Regions from separate parts of the Mus musculus genome. Here region 1 is linked to region 2. Evidence: chromatin loops called from intact Hi-C (ENCODE). Cell type or tissue: left cerebral cortex. All regions are shown on one strand. Each heading gives the region's core, and the rest is flanking DNA. Links, peaks and the distances in the headings are about the cores only. Region 1 holds the start of Ap1s2 (adaptor-related protein complex 1, sigma 2 subunit). Region 2 has its middle 62 kb from the start of Ap1s2.

Region 1 (16,113 bases), core at 3,200-11,199, 60 kb before region 2:
GGGCTTGTTCTCTTGCTAGAATTTTCCTCCTCCACACGGGGGACTCCTTTCACTATCTAGAATAAGCTTAAACTTCTCACACCTTTTATAAACCCTGTCCAGGAATCCAGAATTCATGTCTATGGGTAGTTACAACCTCTTCTGGCCTTGGCAAAGCTCTCCTATATACTCTCTATACATGCTATTTTGATTTCTCCACCTCTCCACCTTTGCCTCATTATATCAAAAGTTCTGTCTCTACTCCACTGAAAATGTTCTGGCAACAGTCAATGCATGAAACGCTCACCGTAAGACTCCAAGAGCTCTCAGTCTTAGTGACCTTCATGTAAACCTGGCATTAGTGTTCTTACTCTCAAGTCGCTCTGCCTCCATGACTTTACTGACCTGACACACTCGGCTGCTTCTTTATCCCTTCCACCTGCTGATTATCTGCTATGCTATGTCTAACTTCCACCCTCAAGTTCCATGTCTATTCCCACCCCATCCCATCAGAGAACAAGGGAACAATAAAAGGCCACATGGTGACTCCACTTCCTTTCCTAGGTAACAGGTCTCTCAGAGGTCTTTCTGGCCTCTCAGCTCAGGAACCAATCATCATGCAGTCCCCTACTGATCCTGCAGGTGCCAGTCTCAGCCCACTCCTCAGCCATTGTTTTACTGCACTCTTTGCAGAAAATGCAAATCTGATCTCTATGTCTTTCCACACCTATTTAAAACTATTGCCTCCACATTTAAGACTTAGATTGTAGCCCAAAGCCCATCACTAGTATATGACCTTGGGCCAAGTCACCACTCACAAATTCTCATCTTTTATAAATTGAAATTTGAACAATAAACTGTTTTTTCAAATCCAGTACCTGTCTCTTGTGCAGAGAGCAGAGACCAACTGAGCCAGAGTACAAGGTTCCTTTTTCTGATTCCACAAAAGCAATTCTATTTCTATTTGCTTTATTCAAGATTCTAACCCTGGGCAAAAAGATTGTAAGTGTGTTCTTAAGGATTCTTCCAGTTCTCAAATGCTATGTATGATCTTTCTCAACAAATACTAAACCAAACATTGGATACAAAAATCACCCAAGCTGATGAAATTTACTATGAAAGAAGAAGTCTAATGGTCTCAATGTCCTATTAATCTCTGTTTTCCCCTGCCACCTCTTCCATAAAACACACCCATATTTGAAATATAGTGATAGAAAATTACACTTCTCTCCACCATCACTGAATTGCATACTGTTCTCTGAGTACTCCCCATACAAGACCATGTTTTATATGAAGAAATGCTTTTATGTTGAATTCAGTAAATTATTCAAAGGGGACCAGAAATGGGGAAGAAATAAGGAAATGTTCCCTCAAAAAAATCCTATAAAAGAAGAAATTATATTTCTTTTAAACTGCTTAGAAAACTTTTGGTTACCAACAAAATAAAGATATGTAGCATTAAAGAAAAAACTGTGTAAAAAAGCTATTTTTTTACAAGTTATTTTGAAACATCACTTTAAAAAAAATCTATCCTTGGTAAAATTATCATATCTAAACATAACTCCTTCACAGCAAAAAGTCTATTTTAAATTAATAAATGCTACTAGGAAAGACATTCTATATATACACAAAGTATTTAAACATCTGTATACTGAGATGGTCTATGTGTCCAGGATCTTTATGAATAAGATTAATTCTAAAAGTCAGAAAAGAAATACCAAATATCAGTAATTATTTTATAGATTTGTTATAACAAGGAATTATTACACTGTTATCTATGCATGCAAGAATTTAGCGAAGTACTTAAAAATTTAAAATACCCTATTTACCCCAGTAATGAATTTACTAAATTTTTCTAAAATGGTGATTAAGCAGGAATAATTGTCTGTCTTTTTTATATAATTAATTTAAAAATGATTCCCTGCTGCTATTGCTTCAGCCTAAGGCAAGCAATCAAAATAGCAGTTACTTATTTTTAAATGGAAAGTTTTCCTTTAAATTTATTTCATTTAATATTTATTAATCTTTGTTTATTGACATAAAAGTCTGCAATTTCCTCATTAGAAATAACCCTAATATTTGACAGTATTTTACCTTTCTGATAAAAAAAAACAAAAATACCTTTTATAAACAATCTTCAGATCTCTCCACTCAAGGAAGCTGCACATCTTGGGTTTCCGTGCTAAAACGGTTTGAACAAGTTCTCTTGTGATCTTCTTCTTTTCTTTGTCTGACAGTGGGACATACCATTTCTGCAGTCGAAGCTTTCCCTGGCGACTAAAAAGCAACATAAACTGCATCTGTTAAAATAAATAAAATCAAAATTACATACAATTACCTAGGATCAACAGTCAAGATCACATGATGTTTCAGAGCTGCTTTGGGGGTACAGTAAACACCCTGACACATGATCAATAAGCCATCAACATTTCTACGCAGGTTATAATAGCAGGAAATTCTATTGGAAAGATCTTACTATATGTAGGTAAGTGTGGAAGAGTGTGTGGAAATCAGAACAGGTGGTAAGCTGGAGTGAAAATTTTGAAGAACAAAAACTCTGATAATTTCAAGAAACAATTTTCTACCTGTTCCACACTCCACCACTCTATGTGCATTAAAGGCAAATGCAGACATCAGGTAGTTGATTTAGGATGTTGATTTACATGTCTAGGAAGAGGAGACCTACTATTTTTCACCCTGAGGCTATTCTAGTTCCAGGCTGAATTTCTTGCAGAAAAACTGCTTGTCATTTAAAGCATTCCCTTCAATTTATGCTAGCATATTTTAAGCAAAATCACAATATTAATCAAAAAGATCTCACAAACAACACATTTTAAAGACAAAAGCCCGATTTTTATGTTTGCATTTCATAAAATCCAACACAAACAAGCACTCAAGAACTGAGTTAATGTATGTAAAAGAGAATACACGCTTAAAAAGCTTTATTCAAAGTTACTCATATCGAGACACAAGATATTTAATTTAAAACAACAAATTTTTGGGACAGTGCACAGAATACTTCTTTTAAAACAAAAACCACATTTGAATGTTATGCTGGATTTGAGTATGTTTTATACCGAAGCTAATTTGCATTGATTTACTTAGTATTTGCATGTCTGTTGGTCAGTCTATATTTTCTAAGGCATGTATTTTATAATTCAACTGGTAAAAGCGAGCTGTATTGTAAAGCTAATTTGAAGGTAAAATTTGGATAGGTGTTTTGTTTTAACCTTTTTAAGTTCCTTTAACAGTGACAGTGCAAGTAAGATCCACCCAAGGGCGATTCTTAATATTCACCACACAACCTTAAATTTGAACACCCGGAGGAGGAATTTACGTAACTAATATAAAATCAAATTGGCTCTAGACAGGAAATCCACCTCGCAATATCCCAAAAAGGCATCAAGAAAACATCCGGATATTTATGGCGTAGCCATTTAACTTTAATAAAGTTAAAATTGGCTATTACCCCACACAACACTATATAATTCATTGAGAGCAAAGTGCCACCCTTGTAAGTCCTGAAGACAGCGGCATCGAAAAGAACGGCATCGAAAGAACTGGACATTGAACGCAAACCGTTATCAGAACTTGGGGAAGGGACCGATCGGTTTTCTTAAATCTTGACCAGGAGAGATGGTTTGCTAATGACTGGGGTGTGCTCTAGGCTATCTGTAGCGGGGTCCAGTATCCGCCCTACCACTTTGGAGGACGAAGAAACCAAGCATTTTCCTCAAAACAAATGATGTGCTAACATGGGACGAAACCCGCGGCACAAGTATTCCTTTTCCCTCGCTTTGATTTTTGCCGCAAATCCCGGGACAACAATTTCTCCAGATTGGTATTAAAACAAAAACAAAACAAAACAAAACAAAAAACCCAACAATGAGCTCAGCCTTGGAGTGGGCTCTGGTCCAGCATCCCTGGGGTCCCGCAGTCTCGGACGCCTCCCCTCCTCCCGGGACTACACTCCATCAGTACCCAAAGCTGGGCGAGGTGACCGGCAAGGAGTGGAGCAGAGACAATGGCATCCGCTGGCCCGCCAGGGGCGCCAAGTCCTCGGTCGCCGTCACCCCAGCCCCTCCCCAAAACGCCCCGTCAAACTTGAGGCGATCAGCGAACCACAGGTGCCGCGGGGTCCCCGCGGAACCTAGGACCGGTTCCCCTGCATCACCGGCGCGCTGCCGAGTGGAGAGCGGAGCGCTACCGCCGGCAGAAGTGAGTTTCGGGGCGCGGCGCCCCGGGAGGACTCGGGGTGGGGTCGTCGGGGCGCTCACGGGGCGGCGGGGGGCGCGTCCCAGCCATCACTCCCTCTTTCCATCCCTGCCAGCTCAGCGGACTCCTTCAGCACTTACGGCGGCGGCGGGCCGCGGACGCGGCGGAGCTGGGCTGGCCGCGGAGACTGAGGCGCCGGCAGCTGCTGAGGGGAAGCCCCCGTCGCCGTGCTGTGGAAGGGAAGCCGTGGTGCCGCGGGGAGGGGACCCGTCTGGTGGAGGGCAGGCTTAGGCTGCGAGGGTAGGGCGAGCCGACAGATCCCGCCCTGGAGGCTGGACGGAGGAGGAGCCCGGGCTGCGGCGAGCGGAGAGGCGGACCGGAGACCGCGCGCCAAGCTGCCGAGGGGGCGCCAACCGCCTCTAGAGTGAGCGCTGTTGCCGGCAAGAACGAGAAGCCGATTGGTCAAATAACCGCAGGGTAGGCGTGGCGAGGGCCGGAAGTCTGGCCACGTGACCCGGAAGCGGCCTAGGCTGTGGCCAGCGCGCTTGCGTACTTCGGGCTGTGCTGCCGGGACGCGGCGCGCGCGGCTGTCCTGGCTCCTTCCGTGGCAGGGTGATGGGGCTCCGCGGCGCCCTTAGCTGACCCCGTGGTGCAGGCTAAAGGATGGTCCGCACCGCAAAGGGGCTGATTCCGAGCGCCAGTGACTCCGTGGGTCTCCAGAGGGTTGGGCGGGGAGGTGTGACAGTCGGCGATGATGGTGGGAGCCAAGGACAGGAGTGCTGCAACTCAGGGGAAAACAAGTCAGCGCTGTCGCGGTGCTCGTGCCCGCGTTTGCAGGGAGGCCCCTCCTTTCCAGCCCCAGCTAACCTAGACATTTCTCGCCACAAGCTTTGCTAGAGCCTCTCTTCAGGGCTTGCTTCCCCCAGCAGTGCGGCGGACTGGAGGAGTTGTAGTCCGCTCTCTGCTGCAAAAAAAAAAAAAAAAAAAAAAAAAAAAAAAAAAAAATCCAGACAGCGCTTAGTCCTTTTAGATCCCGCTTCCTTCTCACGGTCTCGCCCGCACCTTCCCCATCCCGGGTTCCAGTTTAGCCTTGGCTGATGACTCGCTCGCCTTGGCATGTCCTTCCTCTAATGTCACATCTATAAAGCCTCACCCTAAAGCCCCGGAACAACGAATTCCTCTTTTACCCACATGCTTCTGTTTAGCGCACCTTGGATTTTATTCGTTTAACAACCTAGTTCTCTGCCTGGTTTTAACACTACTGATAAATGTGAGTTGTCTAATAAAATTATAAAATGATGATAGACTTGTTAAAAAGCTGAAATGTTGACTTAGTCTGGGCGTATGATGGATGTCTGTGTTTTATTTGAATGGTGGAATGGATGGATCATCGAGTTCAACTCATCTTTTATAGATAAGGGGAATGGAGATCCACAGGATTAGGTGACCTTGCTTGGACAGCCATGGATTTCCCCTGTCAAATGCTACTCATTACTACTGTCACCTCTGTCCCTACAACAAAAGCCAGAACAGAGTATTCATTGGGCATGCCTTTCTTTGCAGAGATTACTAAACAGGAATTGTAAATTAACTAATGTAAGAAAAAAAAGATGCTACACTTTTAGCGAAGCTGTGTTTACTTAATGTAAAGAACCCCCTTATTAGACATCAATGTTCATTTTTATGTCTTAGAGTGCCAATGTAATAGGATCTTATACGTTAGGAATTTGAGGTCATTTTGTATATGCTTTTGTTTAGCAAAAATAAAACTAGAATACTTTCCCCTTTTCAGCAATACTATGCTGCTTGGAAAGTTTCCTACAAACGTGTGTGAGTGAAATATACTGGAGTATTAAAGTGGTCAATAGAAAGCAGAATTGGCTTTTGGTAGGTCTTTAGGTCCCCGGCCCAAATTTCTCTGTTTATTGTTGAAACATGCCTCTAAAATGCCAATGTACTTTCTCACAAGAAACAGATGTCATTAGCCAGTTCAAAGATAGCAATGATATTACACAATGAAAAACGGCCTTCTAATTCTAAACACTGCCTTTCCTTTTTGTGTTCAAAACACCTACGTCCTCAGGGTGCCTAAGTCACCACCTCCCAAGTTTAAACTCATTGGATGTGTTACTAATGTTGGTTAGTAGCTCTGGAAATTATGGGAGACTTGCAAATTGGCAGTCTCATTTCTGTGTTCCTAGCCAAAAAGAGAGAGAGAGAAAGTGGGGAGGGCTGGGGGGTAGAGAAGGAATTATGGGAAAATAATTAGCAGCTGAAAGCAGCTATTACATAATCTTGGCTGCTTATTAATTTAGCAGAAGGAATGGCTTATTAAATTCTAATACCAACAGCAAAACTGCAAACAACCTACAATTAACAGAGCAGGGCCCATTATTTTGTTAATACGTTCTCTTCCTTTGGCAAGTATATGAGAACAAAATTTATAGAAGCAGATGGTCTTTTTCAGTAGATTATAGATGGTTTATTCCCCAGTCTTAGTTCAAAGTGCTAATGGTGCATTCACTGTGAAAGACAAAAGGAAGCACGGCTGCCATCTTTGTTAGTAATTAAGTAGTTTGACTTTGATTTCCACATTTTCAAATTGTAGGCTTTGTTATATATATATATATATATATATATATATATATATATAATCTTCTGACCCACTACCTTTTTCATCTGTCATGTCAATATATAATCTTATTATTCCTTTGTGTTTGTTTTCAAGGTGATATTGCCTTCTTTATGCAACTATGGAAAACTATACAAAATCATGTGTGAAAAATTAATAACCAGAATTTGTAATTGTTTGTTAAATTTCAAAAATTGTTTTGCTGTCATGTATGCTAAACACAAGACACGATGGTAAAATAGAGATGCTATTTTTTAGCAATAAAATTTGGATACTATAAAATCTAAGGTTTTAATAAATAATTTTAGTTTCCTGTTAAATTTGTGATACCCATACATTTTTATGTCTGTTTCATCTCAAAATATGACTAAATGAAAAGGGGAAAACAGTGCAGTGTTTAAACATGCCCGCATGAGGCTGGAGAGGCAGCTCATTGGTTAAGAACACTGGCTGCTTTTCCAGAAGACTCTGGGGTGTGCTCTAGGCCTCTCTGGAAGCCAGGAACACAAGAGATGTGCAGATATGCATGTAGGCAAAACACCATTGTACGTAAAATTACATTTATAAAGATAACTAAAAAGTGACCACATGGATGGTTTGATGGGACATGCGTATGATGAAGTCAATAAGGATATCAGGGTGTACTATCAACATATTGGAATACTTTTTACTTAAAAAGTTAAAAAATTGAAAATATGGGGTATTCAAGTAGAAGTAAGGAGAGGTTATAGTAATGTTGCAGTAAATGATATCTGAAATAAGCCTAGAAGCTGAAGAAGCCTTCTTCGATTCTAGGAAGCAACCTCCAGAAACAATAGTGGATTTCCATGGATAGAATCTTGAGGTAGAATGTAACAAGAGAGATTAGTATATTTTATTTCAATTTTTAAATGACAAATCCTAAAGTAGCTAAAACCCATTTAGTTAGAGATGCATTCTATAGTACTGACTTATACGGAGTTCCTTTAGCCAGCCTTTAGATTACTTAGAAATTACCAATAATAGAATCCAGCATTAAATCAGTATATAAGTTATGTGCAAAAAATGATGCTTAGAGTTTATAAATTTGCATATCTCATGATAAAAAAATGTTGTCCCGGAGGGAGGGCAGACATAAAATGATGAATGTTTGTAAACTAGATCCTTTCAAAAATAGTTCTATCACTGCCAGAGGCCTCAACAGTGAGCTAGAGAAAAATGGAGAACGGATGCTCTTTCTATACAAAGTATTATTAGGTTATCCTCTTCCTGGGATAAGGGTATCCTTGACAGTACCTGTAATATCTGGCTTGTCACCACCTGGAGTCCATGGTGCTATAGCCATCCAGTGGATGAACAGAGTTCAGAGGAGCTTCCTACAGCATACATGGTAGCCCCACAACAAAGAATGACCCAGCTCCAAATATCAATGCTACCAGGGGACAAAGCCTGGCTTAGTCACTGCAAATGTTAACACGAAGTAGCAGATCTTTTATAGACATTTCCAGAAATGGAACAGCACAGCCTTCATGGAAAGTCTTTTCTGTGTCTGTCAGAGGAGTTGGAGGTATTAGTCTTAATACTTGATAGATAAAATCTTAAGCTGCAGAAAAGGATATCCCTATATCTAAGGCAGTCAGAATTCTTTAATAATACTTAAATAGAATAAAGCACCCAAGTGTGATTAAAATAACTGACCCCACTCCAGAACAGTAGTCAAAGGTACTTGAATCTATTAGATGACTACTCATTCATTCAACATAAATGCTTATTAATCTATCTTTGCTAGAAGGCAATAGGGATATAAAGATAAATTCAGTATTCGCTATGTCCTTAAGCAAACAATTCTGACAATTTCTTTTCCTCCCTTCCTTTATCTCTCTGTTTCTCTTCTTAGTTATTTTTTCACAATCTCACATTTGGCTCTGAACTCACTGACCCAGCCTGGCCTGGAACCTACAGCAGTCCTGCCTCGTTACTCTTACTGCTGGGATTATAGTTGTGAGTCTCAATGCTCATCACTTGGAGACAAGCCATGGATGGCCAAAGGAACAATCATAGCTCACATATATGACTACATTTTTAAAAACAAGCCACTAGACATGCTTCATTAGAACTTTAGATATTTATGACTGACATTTTTGAAAGGTGCTTTTGTGATATCTCAAGAGCAGCAATATTTTCATTTGGGGAATTTACTACATCTTAATTCACAGCAGCATGAGAAAAAAGGAGGTTTATGATTGTTGTTTGTTTTCTGGGATGATGGCTCAGTGGGTACAGAACTTGCTGTACAAAGATGAGGAACTGAGCTTAAATTTCCAGAACCCACGTAAAGCCTGAAGAGATAGTGTATATCTATAGTCTCAGCAGTCCTTAGGGGGAGATGGGAGGCAGAGACAGAATGCTTGGAAGTTCTCAGGCCAGCTACCCTGGTGCCCGGAGGCAAGCAGGAGACCCTGTCTCAAGCAAGGTAAAAGGCGAGGACTGCTGGGACTATAGCAAAGTTATCCTCTGACCTCTACATACATGCTACCCCCAACACATACACATGCACACACACACACACACATGGGTGGGGGAGAGAGACAGAGAGACAGACAGACGCGCAGAGAGAGAGAGAGATCATATACAAAAGCTGAAAGAAAAAAAAAAGAAATAGTGTTTAGACTTGGTTCTTGAAATACTTCCCCTCACCAATCCAACTCTACTAAATAACTGGATTAGTGGCTCTAGGATACTCTAGTACAGGACTTGTGCAGATTACTGGGCCATATTACCTAAACTGCGGCAAAAGCTATATATATGACAGAATTTGAACTGAGACCTGAAAAATTGTATTACCAAATTCCCACATAGAACTGATAATACTTTAGGGGCCATATTTTGAGAAATACTGCTATACATCAAATAAAAGCTACGGATCTTAGAGGAAGGTTCTTAAAGTCAGCAGCTATGATTTAATTTCCTAGATAAATGGCCTAAAGGAAAGTGGAAGCCTGATTTCTTTTTAATCATTGACCTCTTAAACCTGATAACATTAGGCAAGTAATATTCCTAGTTTTATGAACCTGAAGCTAAATCTATGTGCCATCCAGAGTGACATATGGTCACTATCTACGCTGTATGAAGTGACATACTGAGATTCTAAGGCACAAATGAGAAACCTGAAGCTTGCACCATGAAAACCACGCTTATTTGATGAATATCAACACTCTGATTCTGCTTTCCAACTATTTGTGGCACGTTGGTATCAACTCTGAAATATTTTATCAGCAAGTGTAGCCATGGTAGAAAAGAGGCAGCTGAGAGGGAACGTGTAGAAAAAAATAAGCAATATCCATGGGAAAGGCAGAGCCCAAAGACTAGCATGGGGCAATCAAACTGTGCCATTTTTCTTCATTAGCACACAAGTAGATCCTCTTCCTCAACCTCTGCTGCAAATACGTGTGCCTGTCTTGCTGAGGTCAGTCCAACTGAATGTGGACAGAAACAGAACCAAGACTAGTCACAAAAATCATTCAGAAAACATCAGAGCACGGTGGCACGTGGCTTTAATCCCCAGCACTTGGGTGGCAGAGGCTGGCAGAGCTCTAAATTTGGGGCCAGCCTTGTCTATACAGTGAGTTCCAGACTAGCCAGAGTTACTTTGCTAAGACCCCGTGTCAAAAAGACAACAAAGAAAACAAAAACCTGCCACCACTCCACAAAACATTCAAAAAGTAAGACCTCTCCGTCCCATACTCCTAAACTTTGCTTTTGACATCTGAATGTTAACAAATTGGGCATCTTTGGAGGTCAAAGGTTGTGCCGGAGAATAACTGAATCTCTGTCCTGAATGACAGACTGCATGGAACAGGCAGGTATCAGCACCACCATCACTCTTGCGGACAATTGTACTGTAAACGAAAGAGAGATGGCCTTATTTTAAGTCACTGCTCTTTCTGGGCTCATCTGTTACAGCCGCTAGCATTTCTGACCACTCTCATAAGCTGTTGCATGCCTAGTTACAAAGAAAAGATCAGGTGATGAAATAGCTCTTTTCAATGATTCTAATCCTATTTTTTGTGTGCCTTCATATATCTAACTTCCACTGATATTTGAAGACATTTGTCACATGGTCTGAGTCCAGAATTTAAAAAGACTCATTTATCAAAGCAGGTTTTAAAAAAAAAGCCCACTTATTTGAAGTACTCCTTTGCATTCCTCTAACAAAGACTAGCATTCCTATTAGGCAATACATAAAAGCAAAATAAAAAGAAAATCAATCATAAGGCTAGAAGGGCTGAGAAAGTGGAGTGTGAAGCACATTTGAGCCAATTGTCCTAAACTGGCAAAGGTAACTATTATTATCCATCTCTTAGAATCAAGAAATCAAAGCCTGCCATCTGTGACCATGTTACAACCTTATCTTCTAAACGTTATAGGAAATGTTAGTACACTTAAAGTGATATTAGTGGTTTTTCATTTGTACTGACATTCTAATCAGATGACTGCAAAAGTTTTAGAGCTGCTTCATATTTTAAATGTGACAAATATATAAAATAATAGAAATTTAAAGGTCATTTCATTTTAGAAGTTCATCTTACAAATGAGAAAATTAAAAGGAAGTTGAGCAACTTGTTCCAGACAGTGGGAGGTGAAGAATCAAGGAACCCTGTGTTCTTTTCTCAGACAGGCAATGCTCTTCCCACCAAGGTACACTATGTTTAATGTCACTGCTTACTCGCCCATGAACTCTAGACAAAGAAAATGAGAACTTTAAAAGCCCACAAAGCCTCAAAACATAAAGCTCAGTTCCACCATCTCTGACTGCTCTGCTTGATGTTAAAGTATTTAGGTTTCCAGCCTGCTAAGAAAAACCCTTGCACCCACCAGGTTAGGATGTCTTAGTAATTAATCGTAATGCCTCATAACTTTGTCCAATGCTTTGCACAGAGTAGGTATCCAAAAATGTCAATGAAATGGATTCGAAACGTTAAGACATAATGCCATTTTATGACTTTTAATTTTTATTTATGGTTAGTGTGTGTGTGTGTGTGCGCGCGCGTGTGCACATGAATGCGTATACCATGGTTTTCGTGTGAGGGTGAAAGGACAACTTATGGGCATCTATCTGTTCTCTCCTACCTTTACCCATCCACTGAGCCAGCCCTCTGGTTCTAGTTCTTGTATATTACATTTTTCTAAAATAGTCTCCCTTTTATTGCCAGGAATACCGCACTCCATTAGACCAGCAAACTGGATTTCTATCTCAGCCTCTTCCCTCTAACTGATCCAGCAGAGCTCCTTTTCTGCATGTATATTTTCCTAAGACACAAATGCAATAAAGATTAGACCTTCTGTTTAAAATGCCACAATTTGGGACTGAGTATGCGAGTCAGTGGTAGAGGAGTTATTTGTCCATCATGTGTAAGGCCCTAGGTTGGGTTCCTAACACAGTCAAAATATATAAATAAAATAAAATAAAAGCTTCCATTTTTTATTAATTCATCTAATTTAAACATTCAACTCTGGGCTAGGCACTCACTCAGTAGTGAGAATTAGGAAGTAAATTAGACACTGACCCCTTAATGTGTCCTAATTGGGAGTGGGGGTGTCTCAGTTTACAATTGACAATCACAATTCAGTGGAGTGTTTCAAAGGTAGGAGAGAGGATGCTGTGTGAGGACATGGGAAGGCATTAACCTAGGGTCTGGGTGATAACGATGGATGGTGTGGTCATAGAAGCTTCCCTGGGGGACACAGCCCTTAAACCAAACTGAAATAAAATGAGGGTTAGCCAAGAGAAGACAGGGTGAGAGGGAGAACAGCAGATACTGAGACAAAGACAGGGCACATGACAGGTTTAGGGACCTGAATGAAGACAAATATGGCCAGAGAGTGAATTGACAAATATAAGTCTGGAAAGGCTTATAAAAGGCTCAAGTTAAAAGATTCAAATGTTGAGATGTACGCCTGGAGACATGGCTGAGTCATTAAGAGTGCTTTCTGGTCCTCCAGAGGGCCTGAGTTTGGATCCCAGGTCTCATGTCAAGGGCCTGTAACTCCAGCTCCAGAGGAGGATCCACAAAGCTCTCTTCTGATCTCCACAGCCACTCTCATAGAAAAATTCTTCATTTTTAGCTTATTTATGTTTATTTTATATTATTATTATTTCTTTTTCCTTCTCTATCAGAGACCCCAATTTCAGTTCTTGGCACCCATATCATGTTCACTATGCCTGTGATTCTAGCTCCAGATAACCCAATGCCTTTTTGGCCATCCAGGGTACTTGCACACAAGCAACATACGCCTGCACAGATACACACACACACACACACACACACACACACACACACACACACATACCACATGCACACAAGTAAATAAAAACATATCTTGCAAAACACAAATGTTCAAAGTTGATAAAATGATACTGGAGCTATTGGAAGATCTTAAAGAAAGGTAGTGCTATCATCGATTTTGAGTTTTAGAGTTTGAGGACATCACAGTGGGTGAGATGTGGCTGTTTGTAGCAATGCAGCAGTCAGAGTTCGGGTGCAGATAAAATACACCTCCTGGATATAAATAGAAGTGGTATAAAAATGATTGGAATAGTTAGGGGAGGAAAATCTATGCTGAGCTTCCAAGAAAACTTTCAGAATAAATAAACCTGACTGTCAGAGATCTGTAGCTTCTGCTGTGATCAGTGAACTGGAATATTAAGACCGTCTCCACATAATGCCTGGCTCCAAGACTTCTTCTTTGCCCTGGTCTGGAAATCCTCCAGGAAACTGAGTGCCTTTTTCACTCATGTAGCTAGTGGACACAGGGCTCCCTCCACAGCAGCCTCTGAGGGCCGACTGGCTCCATAACTCTGCTTGCCAACGGAAATAGCAGAAGCAAGGCCCTCAGGTCATGACACATCACTTCTACCTTCTACAGCTCGTCTGGGTATACTTGGTGGTTAATTTGTATATCACAACCAGGAGCCAGGGCTAAAGAATGCAGGTTGCTAAAAGGAAGTGAAAGGAGGTTACCGTAAAAGCCTGCAATGTGCTCTATAGAGGTCAAGGCTAAGGGATACATTATGGGGTTGCTGAACAATTCATGTGAGAGGTGGAGGTAGCCTGAGCTGAGAGGAAAGAGATGAAGGTAGGTTTGAGAATTTGAAGACAGGATTGATTGATATACGGTCCCCTGGGGGTTACTTTGAATTTCCACTTGATTGGCTTAAGAAACACCATACATAGGCTGGGTGTGGTGACACAGACTTTTGATCTGAGCACCAGGGGGTAGAGGCAGAAGAATCTCTAAGTACAGGGCAGTCTGGAATACAGAATGAGTTCCAAGATAGCCAGGGCTACACAGAGAAACCCTGTCTCAAAACACACAGACACACAGACACACAGACACGCAGACACACACACACACACACACACACACACACACACACACACACACACACACAGAGAGAGAGAGAGAGAGAGAGAGAAGAGATAAAGAAAGAGAGAGAGGAAAAAGGAGATAGAGAGAGAGAAAGAAAAAAGAGATAAAGAAAGAGAAAGAGAGAAAGAAAGACAAGTCAAGACAAGATAAGACAAGATGACAAGACCCAGAACATACTTGAGGCACATCTTTAGTGAAGTCAGTGAAGGATTTTCTAGCAAAGATTAACTTAGGGAGCTTGGCCTTGCTCTGAACAAAAAGCAGAACAATCTTAAGAGCTGAGTGTGAGCCCCCCCCCCCACTTCTTTATCCATTAAGATGTGAAGAGTCTCTGGCACACACTCCCACTTCTATGAACACTATGCTTTTCCTATCATGAGAGACTTGAACCATGAGTCAAGTAAATCCTTCTTCCCTTAAGTCACAGCAATGGGGACAGTAAGGCAGCTATAGCAGCAGGGCATAGGGGCATAAAATCAAGGATGACCCTGAGAAATGCTTTAAGGGAAAGAGCCTAGAAAGAAGTCCCATTGGTGCCAAGATGGTGGTTTGGTTTTCAACATCCTGAATCACACAGGGCCTCTAAATAGAACAATAGGATGGTACAGGTCTAAAGACTACAGCATGAGGTCAGCAGCTAGAGATCTAAGAGCCATCGGCACCTTTGAGCTGGTTGGAAGATGAGATCATTCCAGAAGTTTGTACACAATATATCTGAAAGTACCATGCCAGATAGAATTATCAGCTGCTTCTTACACATTTCCTATCTGATTGCTGCTATGATTTATAGTTTACAACTCACAAGAAATTAATTTGAAGGTGTAATTAAGGTGCCAACCAGTTGACCAGAAAGTGGAGAGCTTATCAAAATAGTCTTAACCTGATCATATGAGGCTCTCTAAAAATAGTTTTCTTTGATTGAATAATTTTCTACCTTTGATGAAATATTTGGGGTTAGAGAGATGGCTCAGTGGATAAAGGTACTTGATGCTAAGCTTGGCCACCTACGTTCAATCCTCAAGCACTACACTGTACCATTATGCTTGCGTATACACACAGAGATATATACACCATGCTTGGGTACACACACACACACACACACACACACACACACACACCGTGTTCAAATAAATAAAAAAAGGTTTTTAATGTGAGATATTTGAAGCATAAAGAATTATAAGGAAAGGAGATTTTTAAAAATGTTTTTAGATTTTATTTTATGTATTTGAGTTTGTCCATATGTAAGTATGTCTGTGTCCTACTTGCATGCCTGGTTCTTTCTGAATTCAGAAGAGGGCATTGGATCCTCTGGAACTGGAGTTACATATGGCTGTGAGCTGCTTATGTTGGTGCTGGGAACCAAACCTGTGTTCTCTGCAAGAACAGCAAGTGCTTTCAGAAGATAAGCCATCTTTTAAAAGCCTAAAAGGTTTGTTGTTGTTGTTGTTGTTTTCACTGCTGAAATGGAGGAGGCCACTTGGAAGGACATAAGAATCACCTCTAGGAAATGAAGAGAAGCCAACTGATAGCCAACAGTAGCAACAGCAAAAACAAACAAAAGCACGCCCCTTCTCTATCTGTTACTTAGCCCATAGGGCTTGCACAAACAAAGGCAACCAGGCAATTTAAGTTAGATGTTAGACAGATATGACCAGTAACTGGCGACTATTAACCAGGGCCCTAGCAGAAAAACCTACAGCCTTTTACAGTGCTTTGAGGAAGCTATGTAAAAGTCCACTCTGATCTCTCTTCCTGTGAAGGCTGTATCTTTCACCAAGACAGTTGTTCCTCAATCTGCCCCTGACATTTAAAGGAAATGACAAAATTTGTCTTTGGGCTCTAACACCCCCATTGATGGCCTGCTAAATACAGCAAAT
Region 2 (16,113 bases), core at 4,925-12,924:
CTATCTATCTATCTATCTATCTATCCCTTTTGTGACAGACTGTTGATGAGCTTAGTCTCTCTCTCTCTCTCTCTCTCTCTCTCTCTCTCTCTCTGAAGCTGAAGGACAATATTATTAGAGTTCAAAAGAAAAAAAATCCCAGGGCAGACGAGTTATAAATTTCAGAAGCTGCTGGAAGGAGATGAATGGAGAAGAGAAAGGGGCTAAAATGGTCTCCTGGTGAGGAAAGGACCAATGGGAAGGGAGGGAGTTGGAGGAAAGAGTAAAAGAGCCCCAAGCAGCAGGGAAAAAAACATACTTAGGCTCTGGCCAGCATCCAGACAAACAAACAAACTAACAAACAAACAACAAAAACAGAAAAAGAAAGGAAAAGTTGAATTTTTCCAATTCAGGACACAGAAGGGTGGAGCTACCCCATATGTAGTTCATGGAAACTCATAGGGAGCTATGTCAGGGACAGAGATTCTGGGAAGGAAAATGTGTATGATTTCATTAAAGGGATAATTCTTTCCTCTATCTCTTTATCATGGTTTAAAGTAAGTCTAAAGTCCTAGGGCAGCTCTGTCATCCTGAGGATGGTCCTCCACAAATTCTCTGTGTCGGATCTATAGGTAGTTCAAGCTTTCCAGTGGATAAAGGGAAACTTGTTTTCAGTGGTGTAAACTCCGATAAGATGCTTCTGCTCTTGTCATGGACCTGTTCAACTGGATTAAGTCTTAAAGGAGAAAACAATATAATATCTCTCCTCCAAAAGGGTAATGCTAAGATAATTTAGGAGGCAGGCTAAACCATTTTCACCACAAAAATCTAGTGATCCAGATCCAAAGTGGCCTACTAGAAAGGGTCGATGTCTGGACTGAAGTTCTAGTCCCCACCCACACATACAGCCTTTAGGCAGGGGTACTAATTGATGAGATGAGAAACTGGGCCTTCGTTCTGGTGTTCCTGGCCAGAGAACCAAAAACATTTCTCGACCTTCTGTTCTGCTTTTGGGATCCCTGCCATGAGCTGACTGTCTAATCTCTCCCTCCCATTCTCATCCCTCCCTTTCTGAAGAGGACACTGTTATTGCCATTAGAGTGTTGGAATGGTAACTGATTTCACTTCTTTTAGGTAAATTAAGGTATTGGGTGTGGCTATTGGGATAACCCTTTAGTGAACCTATCTAAAAGACCCCCAAAGAGCATCAGTGGTTTTATTTGTATAACTGCCAGGTATAAGAAGGGGAGGAAGTCCTTGACTGGTTCCTGGAGAGAGATGTGAGGAAAAGTAAAGGCAAGAGTTATTAGCCTTCCAGGTTCAAAGAAAGGAACCAGGAGAAGCCAGAAAAGAAGATTTAAAAATGTCTAAATCAAGGTTTACCAGACTCTCTTAGTGGGATTACCCTTTGGGATCCTCTTCATTTTTTCCCCTTTGGCTTCCAAGGCTGGATTAGAGATCAATGAAGCCAGGATCTGTTTTCAGGCACTTTGATAGCTGTTGGGGTAGCTAGGGTCACAATGTGAAATTATCCCCAGATGAATTCTAGACAGGAGAGAGTGAAGAAATTTAACTATCATTTTATTTGTAGGCAAAACAAAACAAAACAACAAAAAAAAACAATAGTGGTCCTGTGTCTCTCAGTTGTAGGAAGGCACTGATGTGTTGATGTTGAGCCAGGGTCACAAGTATCTTCTATCTTAATGCAAGTCTTGCACGGGAGATCACAGCTGCAAAGAGTTCAGGAATACAGTGATCATGTCATGTCTAGGAGGCAGTATTCCACAACATGTGGTCACTTTCTCTGGATCCTCAGTTCTTTCCTGGTCCTTCTTCTGAGATGGTCCCCGAGCCTGTTGAATCGGGGATACAGATGTCTTATGTAGGACTGAGCTGAGAATATGCATTTTAACCAGATCTCCAATAACCAAGTAGAATTTCCTCTTCTCCAAACATCCCATACCTGGCTCAGCCTGTGGTTATTTAGGATGCTTTTCACAAGTTTCTATCACTTTTTAGGAAATATCCCAGAACAGCATACACAGGTAACTTAGCAAGTCAATTTTCAGTCAAAGCATTTTAGGTGATAGAAACTTGTGAAAACAAGTGCTTTTAACAACTAAGGCATCTCTCCATCTCCAAGAATGTGATATTTAACATTTGCCTCATGGGCTCACATCTACTAGCAGGACCAAGTAAGTGAATGTTGAGTCTGGATCCCGTGCCTCGTGCATCACAAATGTCACCACTGCACAATGATTCTAAAATAGGACTTCTCAAACTTTCTCAAACATTCAGGACTCCCTATCAGCCAGGAAATTTTTATGTAATTCCAGATATATAGGTCTATAAAATAGGTATAAAAGTCAAACATTTATTGCTAACAAATCTTAAAGAAATATATCTTACAACCATTCTTGAGGAAAGGTTGACAAAACCAAAACAATTCTTTGGTAGACGTATCATATTACCATTTATCAATGATTAAAGCAAATTTGCATACTAATGAGATGGGTATGTTTGCTTATTGCTACAAAGGTTTGATACTGCATGGCATAGAGCTGTTTTAATGTTTTTCAGAGCTGAAGAATACCTTTTAAATTTTGGTATTAATTCTTGGAGAACTCTGTACAATGCGTTTTGATTGTAGTCACACCTCCCCAACTCCTCCCAGGTCCACTCCCACTCTCTGCCCACACAACTTTCTGTACTTGAAAAAAAAATGAATCCATTAAGTCCAATATGTGCTACCCACATATTTTTGGATATGTGGCCTTTCTCTTTTTCTCTCCCCTACCAGGGGCCACATTCTTAAAGAAAACTGACCAGCTGTCTTCTGGCAGCTCTCACTTGTCAGTAGCTCTTCAACTAGGGGTAGGAAAGTCTGTGCCCTCCTCCCTTCTCCATGCTGGGACTTTATCTGGCTTGAACATGTACAGGTCTTGCGTGTGCTATCACTATGCTGTGTCCAAAAGCCACTGTTTCTTTGTAGTTTTCCATTGCCTCTGGCTCTTCCACCTTTTCTTCAGAAATGACTGCCGAGCTTTGGGATACAGAATTTCCATTTAAGGCTAAGCACTCTCATACTCTTTGCACCTCAGCCAGTTGCAGTTTTCCCTGTTCATCACTATCAGTCACAAAAGAAGCTTCTCTGATGAGGGTGGAGAAGTATGTTAATCAATGAGTAGAAATGTAAGTTGTTAGAAGTCAGTTTAATACCGTGTCTATTTGGCAGGACCATAGTTTGGAGGTTCACAGGAAGGCGACCACTGGGTACTGTGCTGGGATTGCCCAGCCCTACAAGACTCAAAGAGCAAATTGGTGGAGTCCAGGGATTTGTCTGTGGACTTCACCAGGGAGAAGCAGCTGTAACCTGATGATGCTCAGAGGAAGCTCTACAGGGACATAATGCTGGACGAGAGTCACATTGCCAACTTTACCCAGACAGATGTGGGTAAAACTGGACACGCAGGGACAATATTCTACCCATTCCTGTGACCTGCCTGGAGAATACATGTTACATACCTGCCTTTCTGCTTTCCCTCCTATCTCCCCATCTTCTAGTAGGAACCCTAGAATCATACCACCAATTTCATCCATTCCCACCAAGCACCCTTTGTTCCTGTCTTTAGGCTGGAACCCTAGATGAGGGATATTTATTTTATTTTATTTTATTTTTTATAATCATCAATGCTCAGAATCCTACCTCACATAAATATATAGTTAGAATATGGCTGAGATATGTCATGTATCCTTTGGATTATTATTTTTTTAATGAAACTCAAGTCAGCAACTCAATCAGCAATTTTTAAAATAATTCTAACACAATACAATGCATAATTACGCTTACTGGATACTTACATGTTAAGGAATTATATTAGGGAAATACTAAGTCTATCTTCTCTAATCAAATTGTTGTGTTTCTCTAAAGGGCAGAAAATGTTGCGTGTGGACTGAAGACACTGAAATTCATAGTGTGCAGTAGCCTCAGCTCTGAACCAAGATGTCTCAGGAAGCATCCTTGATGTCTCATGGCATGACAGCATGTGCAGTATGAGAAGTGCTGATGTGTTCACATGCCTGTTCAGAACCAAGGCCGCAGTGAAGTTGTGCAATGGAACACAGGTGGGTGAACACTGCTGGAGACACTCTGCATTCATGTTGCATATTATTTCAAATTAGGTTTTTGGTCTCTGTGTATTCAGAAACCCTTTATTCTCAAAATTCTATGCCTTCCCATTCAGTTATGCAACTTCAGCTGGGGTGCAGGCTTACAGTTTAAGAAGCTGGTACCTAAAAGATTCTGTGGCATTTCACCAACTGCTTTTCATAATGGAGAAGTGGCTTGGGTTGCTCAATGCCAGACATTCAGATAGAGGAAGCCTGAATGACTCCGAAGCTTTTCTTCTTTTGACTTTGTTGTAGGGATTGGAGGGAACCTTTCCATCTTCTGAGGAGGCTACTATGTAAGTCTATGGAAAGCAACAGCCAACAGAACAGGGGAAAGACCATACAAATTGGTTCCGTGCATGAGAACATCATAGTAAAGTGATGATTTCGTAACTAATTGACAGTCACTTCATAGGTGAGAAGGAAGTGGTGGGGGTGTAGGCAATTTAGAGGTGGAATAAATGACTTTTGAATGTGATTAAGGTCCCTCAGGAACAGACAGTGATCTGGGACAAAATCTGTCTGGGCTGTGGCTATGGTACCGACTCTAGTCTTTGTGTCACATTTGTCAATTTTTTTCTGGCTGTTCAAATATTAGAGGAAGGGATTATGAGCCACTGAACATCTTCTGGAAGCTCTGGCCATTAGGCACTTAGGGGAGCTAATGAGAAAGCCCATCCTTATAGCTGCTGCTTTTCAAGCTCTTTCAATATGATCCATCACCATACCAAAGTGCTACCCGCTGGGCATTGTTTTCTGAGTCCCAACGTCATCAGACCACTTTCCATAAAGTTGTCACATTGAGAGGTGATGTGTGTGTGTGTGGGGGGGGGTAATATTCATTGATAATAACTGTTTCTAGCTACAACTTTTAATTTGGTCAAAAATGATGACATCAATATATATGACTTGTAAAAGGAAACTAGACTGGAGACTCAACAAGGATGCCTCCTCCTTCCTCCCATCTTTTTTGTTGGTAATAACCAGCGACCCAAAGTATTCTACAGGTCTCCCTAGGGATGCAAAACAGACTCTCCAGGATAACTGAGAGAATTTCTGCCAGCCTTGATATTAAGTCAATTTCCAAATGTGATGGGAACAGGCACATACTGCCTCTGCCCTCTGAAACCATATTTTGTTCCAAGAATTCCCTAGAAAGAAAATACAGTAATTTAATATAGCAAGGCTAAACAGCAATAGTAGCAAGAATGGGGAACTACCTGGTGCATTTTAGTAATTGTCAAGGTTAGCTTTTCTTTAAATGTTACTCATTGCTCAACCCACCCATGGTAAATGACTAGAGCTCAAGGTCACTTGGTGGTGGTACGCTGGAATGACAGTAGTGTACCTTCTTAAATAGGAGACTTGGGGCTCAGTTAGGAATCTAAACCCAAGGCTTGATTTCCACCTGTATTTAATCTTCTATAGTTGTTTCTGGCTCCTTTCTAAGTCTGTTTCTAAGACTTAAGATTGTAATACTGTCATTCAGGACAGTGCTTGGTATCCCATGCAGAATATGCAGAGAAAGCTTTTAATTCATGTGTATGTTATCATGCATGTAACCTTGTGCTATAATAAAAGAATGTGTGAAATTTGCAAATAAATGTGTATAAGCATATCGGGTGGTACATTATTCAAAGTTCCTACCCTTCCTTTTAATTTTTCATAAACTTTTCATCTAGTATATTAGCCTGCAAGCATCATGTTACTTTCTCATTTGATAATAATGTATCCATCTTGGTTACTTACTGAACTACAAAGGGCCCTATGAATAGTGTTCCAGTATATACACCCAGATGCCATATTTATTGTTCTTAGGAATGTTACAACTGGGAACAGAGCTAATGATAATGGTGGTACTTTGGGGAAGATGTTACACTGGTAATGGTATTTCTGATGCTGCTGGTGATGATGGGGATGAAGATGAGGATGGCAATTGAGGAAGAAAAAAGGAAAGTGTTATTTATGGCTGAGATGAAAGCAACACAGGAAACTGAAGGTTTCTCCTTTCTGCTACTTGATAATGAGACATCTTCCCCAGCAGTGATGTTCTTTCCTGCTTATTTATCTTGCTTCCTCTACAGCCTAAAAATATTTTCAAGTGTCCCTGAGGAGCTATTGACAGTTAATGGCTTTTGGGGGTAGGGACATCATCATCAGGGATGTAGCCACTGATAACTTGCCCCTGCTTCAGTAAATAATCCCCACGCATGCTCATACAAGCAACCCTAATTAAACTCAGTGGGTCACAAACCAAAACAGAAACAAAAACAACGTGCAAGAAAGTAGGAAGAGGACTTGTTAAGAAAAAAAAAAGGTTCAGCGGGAGTAGGTGGTGGAAGAGGGAGTAGCAGACTATGACTCAAATTCATTATACACACATAGAATTGTCAAAGCATTAATGAGTAAATTAAAAAAAAAATCCTTTAATGTCATCTTTCAGACTGTAATCTCATTGGAAGCTTCCTAGGATTGCAGCCTTGGGAACAGCAGGTTTTCCTAGGCCCCCGGCATTCTTTGGTATTTTGGTCCTGGGCACTCAGAAAGATGTTAAAGCTGAAAGCCGTGAGTCATGATTTCCATATGGTGGGATTCCCCCCCACCCCCATCTACATGACTGCCACACCATCTGCCGCCGCCACTCTCAAGGTTATGGCTCAAGAGGTTACACAGGAAACAGAAAAGAAAACAAACACTGTTTATGAATAAAAGAGGGAAAAGACGCATTATTTGATTACCAAAGCTATCTTTGTATAGTACAGAAAAGTCAGAAGCCAAATGGTGTGCACGTGCATGCACGTGGACACACACACACACACACACACACACACACACACACACACACACACACATCCCAGCACCAAACAAAATAAACACACACCAACCCTAAACAAAACAAAACAGTCTTACTTGTTCATTCGGAACATTAGTAGTCATTCTATCTCTTGCCTAAACCATCATCCTGTATTTATGCAAGCTCAGAAGGAAAATGGGCTCATTACCACATAATTTTGTGACCTTTTCTTTTTGTTTTAGAAATTGAGTCTTGAACATTTTTCTGTGTCAGGAAACATACCCCCACACCCGAATTTCTAATGTTTAATGAGTACTTTCTGTGGAAGAAATCATTCCAGTTGCTGGAGTTTGTATATAAAAATAGGCAAGACAGCCTCTGACCCCCTGTGAGTATCACAGATTTTTCCCCTTTCCCCATTTAGGTAATTTCCACATATTTGCCTTTACAAACAATGCTGTGATGACTATCCTCATAGCTAGGTTCTTGCTTACACACAATTTCCCAATGATTATGCTGACTATTCTCTCTCTGCCCCTCCATGTCCACTTCCCATCCCTCTCTGCCTTGCTTCATGGACCATATCTTTGGGCTTATTTGCTTTCTGGCAATGGACAGCTCCCACAGGACATTGCAGGAGAGAATGACAGATCATCTATTACGACTCTGCCTGACTCTGGCTTGCCTCCTGGTGGGCTGTTGCACTGCTTTTCTTGTCGCTCTGACAGATTATCTGACAAAATCAACTCAAGGAAGTTTGAGTGCACAGTCCATCATGGCGGGGGAGATGCAGCAGCAGGAACATGAGACAGCTGGCCACATTGTACCCATACACAGTCACTAAGTAAGGTGGATGAATTCTGTCATGTGGTTTGACTTTTTTTTTTTTAAATTCAGTTTGGACTGCAGCCTCCACAATGTTGCCACCCATTTAGAGTAGGGTTGTCCCTGATCAGTTAACCCAATGTAGAAACCCCTTCACAGACAGGTGTAGACAGAGGGTGTCCCCTAGGTGAGTCTAGATCCTGCCAAGTTGACAATCAAGATTAGACATCATAGCCTGGCATGGAAGGGCAATGCCTTTAAATCCCAGCACGTGGGAGGTAGAGAGGGAGGCAGATCTCTATGAGCTCGAGGCTGGCCTGCTCTACACAGTGAGACCCTATTTCAAAAGGGAATTAATCCCCATGATTGTCATTTTTATTCCTATATTGATGGCTGTGGTATCTGGGCCACCCTCTCCCACTTTTTTTTATAGGAGTTGCTAACCCCACGCTACTACAGGATGTCTCCTTAGTTTCCCTCAGCCTTAGCCTTCGCCTTATAGAGAGATCTTTATGAAATCTTATCACTTACCTCTGGGAGTGTTCCATATGCTTCCTGGAAGGACTCCAGATGATGAATCATCTGTGCCTTGCTTCTTCTGCCTCCCTGTGACTGCTCACCCACAGTGGGAGCCTGGGATGGGTTGTGTAGAAAGGCTGAAAGCTCCCGTTTTCTCCTTCACTTCAAGACCTGAACACCAGTGAACACTGAGGAGCAGCTGCAGACAGGGACTTCACCTATGCTGTGGGGGCATTCTAATCAGAGCACAGGAATGATACAAGCAAGGATTTAGAACCCTACCCATACATAGCCCTGGCTCCATGGCTGTACTGCCTCCTGTTTGGTTTTATGTGATACCCTCTCTGGGGTCAGAACGAACCAGAGACAGGTTATTTGGCCATTTCTTTGGAGATTTATTAAAAGACATTTTAAAGATAGCTCTTAAGCACAGAGATTAATTAGAAAGAGAGATGTTCAGGGGAAAGAATAAGACATAATCAAATATAGGTATGAGGGTTTTTTTTTACATCTATATCCATTTCTTAGCCTTTCAAATACATAGAAAAAATTCTTTAATCCTTCCTCTACTCTTTTCTTTGACAAGATGTTTTTATATACCACTGGCTGGCTTAGTACCCACCATGTAGCTCAGGCTGGCCTTGAACTCATGCCTGCCCAGTACTGAACCCATAGGTATGCACTGCTGTAATCTCTTCTTAAATTCCATTATAGTTGGGCATGCTGGCTGATGCTTCTAATCTCAACACCCAGGAAATGGATGCAGGAAGATTGCAGTGTGTCCGAGGCCAGTCTCGACTTTAGTGTGAGACCCAACTCAGATTTTAAAAAGGGCCTTATAATATTCTTATGAGATACTTGGAGGTTTGTTTTACCAGCCCTAGATTAGAGTCTCCTGGTTCCAGTTTTTCTGTGGCTGTACAGTTGAATCAGTAGAAATGTGTTTTCTTCTTTTTAGCTTTATTTGTACGTCTGTGTATGTTTTGCCTGCATGGTTGTAAGTGCATCCCCTGCATGTCTAGTGTCTGTGGAGTCTCTGGCCTCAGAGAGTGTCGGATCTCTTGAAACCAGAATTCTAGGTGGTTGTTAGCTATCACATAGGTGCTAGAAGTCAAACGAGGCTCCTTTGAAAGAACATTTCAGTTCTTACCTCCGGGTTTCTGCCTTGGATTTTTGCTCTGACATTTGTCAGTGATGGACTGTAACCTGTAAACCAAATCAAACGTGTCCTCTCTGAGGGACTTGTGGACATGGCGTTTTATCACAGTGGTGGAAACCCTGAGAAAGTCATATGTTGACTGTGGTTTTAAGGTCCCCCGTCATTTGCTGTCAGCAATTAAAGCCTGGGTCTCATCTCATGCCTGACTTTGGTAAGCACTCGACTACTAAGCCACATGGCAGCTCTCACAAACTTCTCTTTGTCAGGTCAAAGCTTCATGACCTTCCTCACAAGGATGAGACTGCAGTGAGATAGTTTATGCAAATGTCATTATTTGCTCAGTCTATGTGACTTTTGACCCTCCTCATCCCCACATCCATGACCACTAGCCTTCCTCTTTCCTCTCCTTATTGCCCTCCCCTTCTTTTCACACAGTTTCCCTCCCTCTTTCCACTTCCCCTTTCCTGCCTTCACTTACTTTTCCCCCTTGGCCTCCTTCTCCTTCCACTTTCACTGACCCTGAGACTAACATATGGACAAGAAGGATGGAAAAGCAAGTCAAAGCACATCAGATGGTCCCACAGCTCCTTGAAAATGGGTCATAACCTTGCAGGGAATTGTTCTCAGGAAAACTTTCAATTATAAATTCACTCCCCCCCCAAAGGCTTTGCTAGTATTTCCCTGATATTTTATGGACTCTTCTTACCTTGGAGCATCAAGGGGACCAAGAATGTGCCAGCTGTGGATGATACTGTTATTTTCCCATGCTTTGAAAAATACCTGGCCAGTGTTCCCGATTGAGGATTTGTTCTGGCTAATCAAAAGATAACTTCTCAAAGTCATTACTCCATCTGTCAAATGGTCTTATCTGGTGGAAGAGAGCAGGATAGCTAACAGGAGCCAGCTCAGAGTTGGAAGGGTGATTTGGGACGATCAGAAACTACTGTGTCAGCAGAGAGGATTGCTTTAAAGGCTAGCTGCAGAAATGTCTTCTTGGTCCAATGTACCAAAATTTAGACTTTACCTGAATGTTTGGTTAGTCAATTCGTGTGTGTGTGTGTGTGTGTGTGTGTGTGTGTGAGAGAGAGAGAGAGAGAGAGAGAGAGAGAGAGAGAGAGAGAGAGAGAGAGAGAGGAGAGAGAGAGAGCCTCTATAGCCAAGGCTGGCTTTGAACTGATCCTCCTGCCTTCTCCTTCCAAATGTTGAAATAACAGACATGCATCACCATGTCTAGAGCATCTCAAGTATTATTCTCTAAATATTTATTTAACTTTATGTGTATGTGTGTGTGCCTAGGTGTATGTAAATGTAGTGTCCATGCAGGAGTCCTCAGAAGTCAGGAGAAGGAGTCAAATCCTGTGATGTTTGTAGTTATAGGTGTTGGTGAGGTGCCACATGGAACCTTGAAACCAAACTCAGGTCTTCTGCTAGAAGAGTAAGAATTCTTTTTTATCTTATTTTATTTTTACTTTTTAACATTATGGATGACTTTAGTGACTTTTAAAGAGAAACAAGGTATGAACCATTCCCTTGATTTCCTTTAGTTTTCTTTTTTTTCATTTTTATTAGATACTTTCTTTACTTATATTTCAAATTTTATCCCCTTTCCTCATTTCCCCTATGAAACACCCCCTACCCCATCCCCCCTCTCCATGCTTACTAACACACACACTCCTGCTTCCCTGTCCTGGCATTCCCCTACACTGGGATATCGAGCCTAAACAAGGCCAAGGGCCTCTCCTCTCATTGATGTCCCACAAGACCATTCTCTGCTACATATGTGGCTGAAGCTTTGAGTCCCTCTTTGTGTACTCTTTGTTCAGTGGTTTAGTCCCTGGGAGCTCTGGGGGGTACTGGTTGGTTTTCCTCCTGTGGGGTTGCAAACCCCTTCAGCTCCTTGGGTCTGTTCTCTAGCGCCTTCATTGGGGACCCTGTGCTCAGTCCACTGGATGGCTATGAGCATCTACTTCTGTATTTGTCAGGCATTGGCAGAGCCTCTCAAGAGATAGCTATATCAGGCTACTGTCAGCAAGCACGTGTTGACATCCACAATAGTGACTGGGTTTGGTAACTGTATATGGGATGGATCCCCAGGTGGGACAGTCACTGGATGACCTTTTCTTTTCTTTTCTTTTTTTAAATTATTACGTATTTTCCTCAATTACATTTAGAATGCTATCCCAAAAGTCCCCCATACACTCCCTCCCACTTCCCTACCCACTCATTCCCATTTTTTGGCCCTGGCATTCCCCTGTACTGGGGCATATACTAGTTTCTGCTCCTAACTTTGTCTCTGTATCTCCTCCCATGGGTATTTTGATCCCCCTTCTAAGAAGGACCAAAGTATCCACACTGTGGTCTGCCTTCTTCTTGAGCTTCATGTGGTCTGTGAATTGTATCTTGGGTATTCTGAACTTCTGGGCTAATATTCACTTATCAGTGAGTGCATACCATGTGTGTTCTTTTGTGATAGAGTTACCTCACTCAGGATGATATTTCTAGTTCCATCAATTTACCTAAGAAATTCATGAATTCATTATTTTTAATAGTTGAGTAGTACTCCATTTTGTAAATGTACCACATTTTCTGTATCCATTCCTCTGTTGAAGGACATCTGGGTATTTTCCAGCTTCTGGCTATTATAAATAAGGCTGCTATGAACATAGTGGAGCATGTGTCCTTATTACAAGTTGGAACATCTTTTGGGTATATGCTCAAGAGGGGTATAGCTGGGTCCTCAGGTAGTACTTTGTCCAATATTGTGAGGAACCGCCAAACTGATTTCCTCACTTGGTTGTATCAGCTTGTAATCCCACCAACAATGGAGGAGTGTTCCTCTTTCTCCACATCCTCACAAGCATCTACTGTCATCTGAGTTTTTGATCTTAGCCATTCTGACTGCTGTGAGGTGGAATCTCAGGGTTGTTTTGATTTGCATTTCCCTGATGATTAAGGATATTGAACATTTCTTTAGGTGCTTCTCAGCCATTCGGCATTCCTCAGTTGAGAATTCTTCGTTTAGCTCGGTACTCCATTTTTTAATAGGGTTATTTGTTTCTCTGGGGTCTAGCTTCTTGAGTTCTTTGTATATATTAGATATTAGCCCTCTATTGAATATAGGGTTGGTAAAAAATCTTTTCCCAATCTGTTGGTTGCCATTTTGTCCTATTGACAGTGTCCTTTGCTTACAGAAGCTTTGCAATTTTACGAGATCCCATTTGTCAATTCTTGATCTTAGAGCATACACCACTGGTGTTCTGTTCAGAAACTTTCCCCCTGTGCCCATGTGCTCCAGGCTCATCCCCACTCTCTTTTCTATTAGATTCAGTGTATCTAGTTTTATGTGTAGGTCCTTGATCCACTTGGACTTGAGCTTTGCACAAGGAGATAAGAATGGATAGATTTGCATTCTTCTACATACTAATCGCCAGTTGAACCAGCACCATTTGTTGAAAATGCTGTCTTTTTTTCCCCCCCCACTGGATTGATTTAGCTTCTTTGTCAAAGATCAAGTGACCATAGATGTGTGGGTTCATTTTTGGATCTTCAATTCTATTCCATTGATCTACCTGCCTGTCACTGTACCAATACCAGGCAGGTTTTAACACGATTGCTCTGTAGTACAGCTTGAGGTCCGGGATGGTGATTCCTCCAGAAGTTCTTTTATTGTTGAGAATATTTTTCGATATCCTGGGTTTTTTGTTATTCCAAATGAATTTGCAAACTGCCCTTTCTAACTCGGTGAAGAATTGAGTTGGAATTTTGATGGGGATTTCATTGAATCTGTAGATTGTTTTCGGCAAGATGGCCATTTTTGCTATATTAATCCTGCCAATTCATGAGCATGGGAGATCTTTCATCTTCTGAGATCTTCTTGAATTTCTTTCTTCAGAGACTTGAAATTCTTGCCATACAGATCTTTCACTTGCTTAGTTAGAGTCACACCAAAGTATGTAATATTATTTGTGACTATTGTGAAGGGTGTCATTTCCCTAATTTCTTTCTCATCCTGTTTATCCTTTGAGTAGAGAAAGGCTACTGATTTGTTTGAGTTAATTTTATATCCAGCCACTTTGCTGAAGCTGTTTATCAGGTTTAGGAATTCTCTGGTAGAATTTTTGGGATCACTTACATAAACTATCATATCATCTGCAAATAGTGATATTTTGACTTCTTCCTTTCCAATTTATATCCCTTTGACCTCCTTTTGTTGTCGAATTGCTCTGGCTAGAACTTCAAGTACTATATTGAATAGGTAGGGAGAAAGTGGGCATCCTTGTCTAGTCCCTGATTTTAGTGGGATTGCTTTAAGTTTCTCTCCATTTAGTTTGATGTTGGCTACTGGTTTGCTGTATATTTCTTTTACTATGTTCATGTATGCACCTTGAATTCCTGATTGTTCCAAGACTTTTATCGTGAAGGGGTGTTGGATTTTGTCAAATGCTTTCTCAGCATCTAATGAAATGATCATGTGTTTTTTTTCTTTGAGTTTGTATATATAGTGGATTACATTGATGGATTTCTGTATAGTGAACCATCCCTACATCCCTGGGATGAAGCCTACTTGATCATGATGGATGATTGTTTTGATGTGTTCTTGGATTAGGTTTGGGAGAATTTTATTGACTACGTTTGCATTGATATTCATAAGGGAAATTGGTCTGAAGTTCTCTTTCTTTGTTGTGTCTTTGTGTGGTTTAGGTTTAAGCATAATTATGGCTTCGTAAAATGAATTGGATAGTGTTCCTTCTGCTTCTATTTTGTGGAATAGTTTGAAGAGTATTGGTATTAGTTCTTCTTTGAAGGTCTGATAGAACTCTGTGCTAAACCCATCTGGTTCTGGGCTTTTTTTTTGGTTGGGAGACTATTAATGACTGTTCTATTCCTTTAGGGGATCTGGGGCTGTTTAGATTGTTTATGTGACCCTGATTTAACTTTGGTACCTGGTATCTGTCTAGAAATTTGTCCATTTCATTCAGATTTTCCAATTTTGTTGAGTATAGGCTTTTGTAGTAGGAGCTGATGATTTTTTGGATTTCCTCAGATTCTGTTGTTATGTCTCCCTTTTCATTTCTGATTTTGTTGATTCGTATATTGTCTCTGTGCCATATGGTTAGTTTGGCTAAGAGTTTGTTTATCTTGTTGATTTTCTCAAAGAACCAGCTCCTGGTTTGGTTGATTCTTTGTATAGTTCTTTTTCTTTCTAGTTGGTTGATTTGAACCCTGAGTTTGATTATTTTCTGCCTTCTACTCCTCTTGTGTCTATTTGCTTCTTTTTGTTCTAGAGCATTTGGGTGTGCTGTCAAGCTACTAGTGTGTGCTCTCTCTAGTTTCTTTTTGGCTGCACTCAGAGCTATGTGTTTTCCTCTTAGGACTGCTTTCATTGTGTCCCATAAGTTTGGGTATGTTGTGGCTACATTTTCATTAAATTATATGAAGTCTTTAATTTCTTTATTTCTTCTTTAACCAAGTTATCATTGAGTAGAGTGTTGTTCAGCTTCCATATGTATGTGGGCTTTTTATTATTTTTGTTGTTATTGAAGATCAGCCTTAATCTGTGATGATCTGATAGAATGCATGGGATTATTTCAGTCTTCTTGTATCTGTTGAGGCCTGTTTTGTTTTGTTTTGTTTCGACCAATTATATGTTCAATTTTCGAGAGTTACCATGGTGCTAAGAAGAAGGTATATTCTTTTGTTTTAGGATAAAATGTTCTATAGATATCTGTCAAATCCATTTGGTTCATAACTTCTGTTAGCTTCACTGTGTCTCTGTTTAGTTTCTGTTTTCATGATTGCTGAGAGTAGAGTGTTGAAGTCTCCCACTATTATTGTGTGAGGTGCAATGTGTGCTTTGAGCTTTAGCAAAGTTTCTTTTATGAATGTGGATGCCCTTGCATTTGAATCATAGATGTTCAGAATTGAGGGTTCATCCTGGTAGATTTTACCTTTGATGAGTATGAAGTGTCTGTCCTTATCTTTTTTTGATACCTTTAGGTTGAAAGTTGATTTTATTCAACATTAAGCTACTCCAGCTTGCATCTTGGGTCCATTTGCTTGGAAAATTGTTTTCCAGCCTTTTACTCTGATGTAGTGTCTGTCTTTGTCACTGAGGGGGGGGGTGTTTCTGTTTGCGCAAAATTTTAGGTCTTCTTTATGTAGCCATTCTGTTTGTTGTCTATGTCTTTTTATTGGGGAATTGTGTCCATTGATATTAAGAGATATTAAGGAAAAGTAATTGTTGCTTCCTGTTATTTTTGTTGTTAGAGGAGGATTTATGTTTATGTTGACATCTTCTTTTTGTTTTATTAAAAGAACATAATTTTCTTGCTATTTCTAGGGAATAGTTTCCCTCCTTGTGTTGGAGTTTTCTATTTATTATCCTTGGTATGGCTGGATTTGTTGAAAGATATTGTGTAAATTTGGTTTTGTCGTGGAATACCTTGGTTTCTCCATCTATGGTAATTGAGAGTTTTGCTGGATATAGTAGCCTAGGCTGGCATTTGTGTTCTCTTAGGGTCTGTATGACATCTGCTCATAATCTTCTGGCATTCATAGTCTCTGGTGAGAAGTCTGGTGTAATTCTGATAGGCCGGCCTTTATATGTTACTTGACCTTTATCCCTTACTGATTTTAATATTCTTTCTGTGTTTTGTGCATTTGGTGT

The links. Hi-C counts contacts between places; a loop is a spot of excess contacts. Peaks named below come from ENCODE experiments on the same cell type or tissue, not always from the same donor. Only the 100,000 strongest peaks of a DNase experiment are listed, where the experiment ranks them.
Region 1: a loop joins it to region 2, with 20 times the contacts of the local background. A loop is called at or near these places in 4 of 42 quality-filtered maps.

Annotation. Positions count from the first base shown.
Region 1 is chrX:163,897,495-163,913,607 of GRCm38, reverse strand. It overlaps Ap1s2 (adaptor-related protein complex 1, sigma 2 subunit), which reads right to left and starts at 4,591. Exons shown (of 6, transcript NM_001290379.1): 1 at 4,335-4,591; 2 at 2,101-2,279. The coding sequence starts at 2,279. Gm52456 (predicted gene, 52456) reads left to right here and starts at 4,077. Exons shown (of 2, transcript NR_165469.1): 1 at 4,077-4,197; 2 at 4,310-5,498. In left cerebral cortex, for the core only: a CTCF peak has its summit at 4,582; DNase peaks (open chromatin) are centred at 3,816, 3,934 and 4,630; H3K4me3 peaks cover 2,278 bases; H3K27ac peaks cover 1,019 bases.
Region 2 is chrX:163,839,326-163,855,438 of GRCm38, reverse strand. No RefSeq gene overlaps it. Among named protein-coding and RNA genes, the nearest start is that of Ap1s2, 62 kb to the left of the region's middle. In left cerebral cortex, for the core only: no CTCF peak of the experiment used is centred there; DNase peaks (open chromatin) are centred at 6,701, 7,192, 7,823 and 8,345.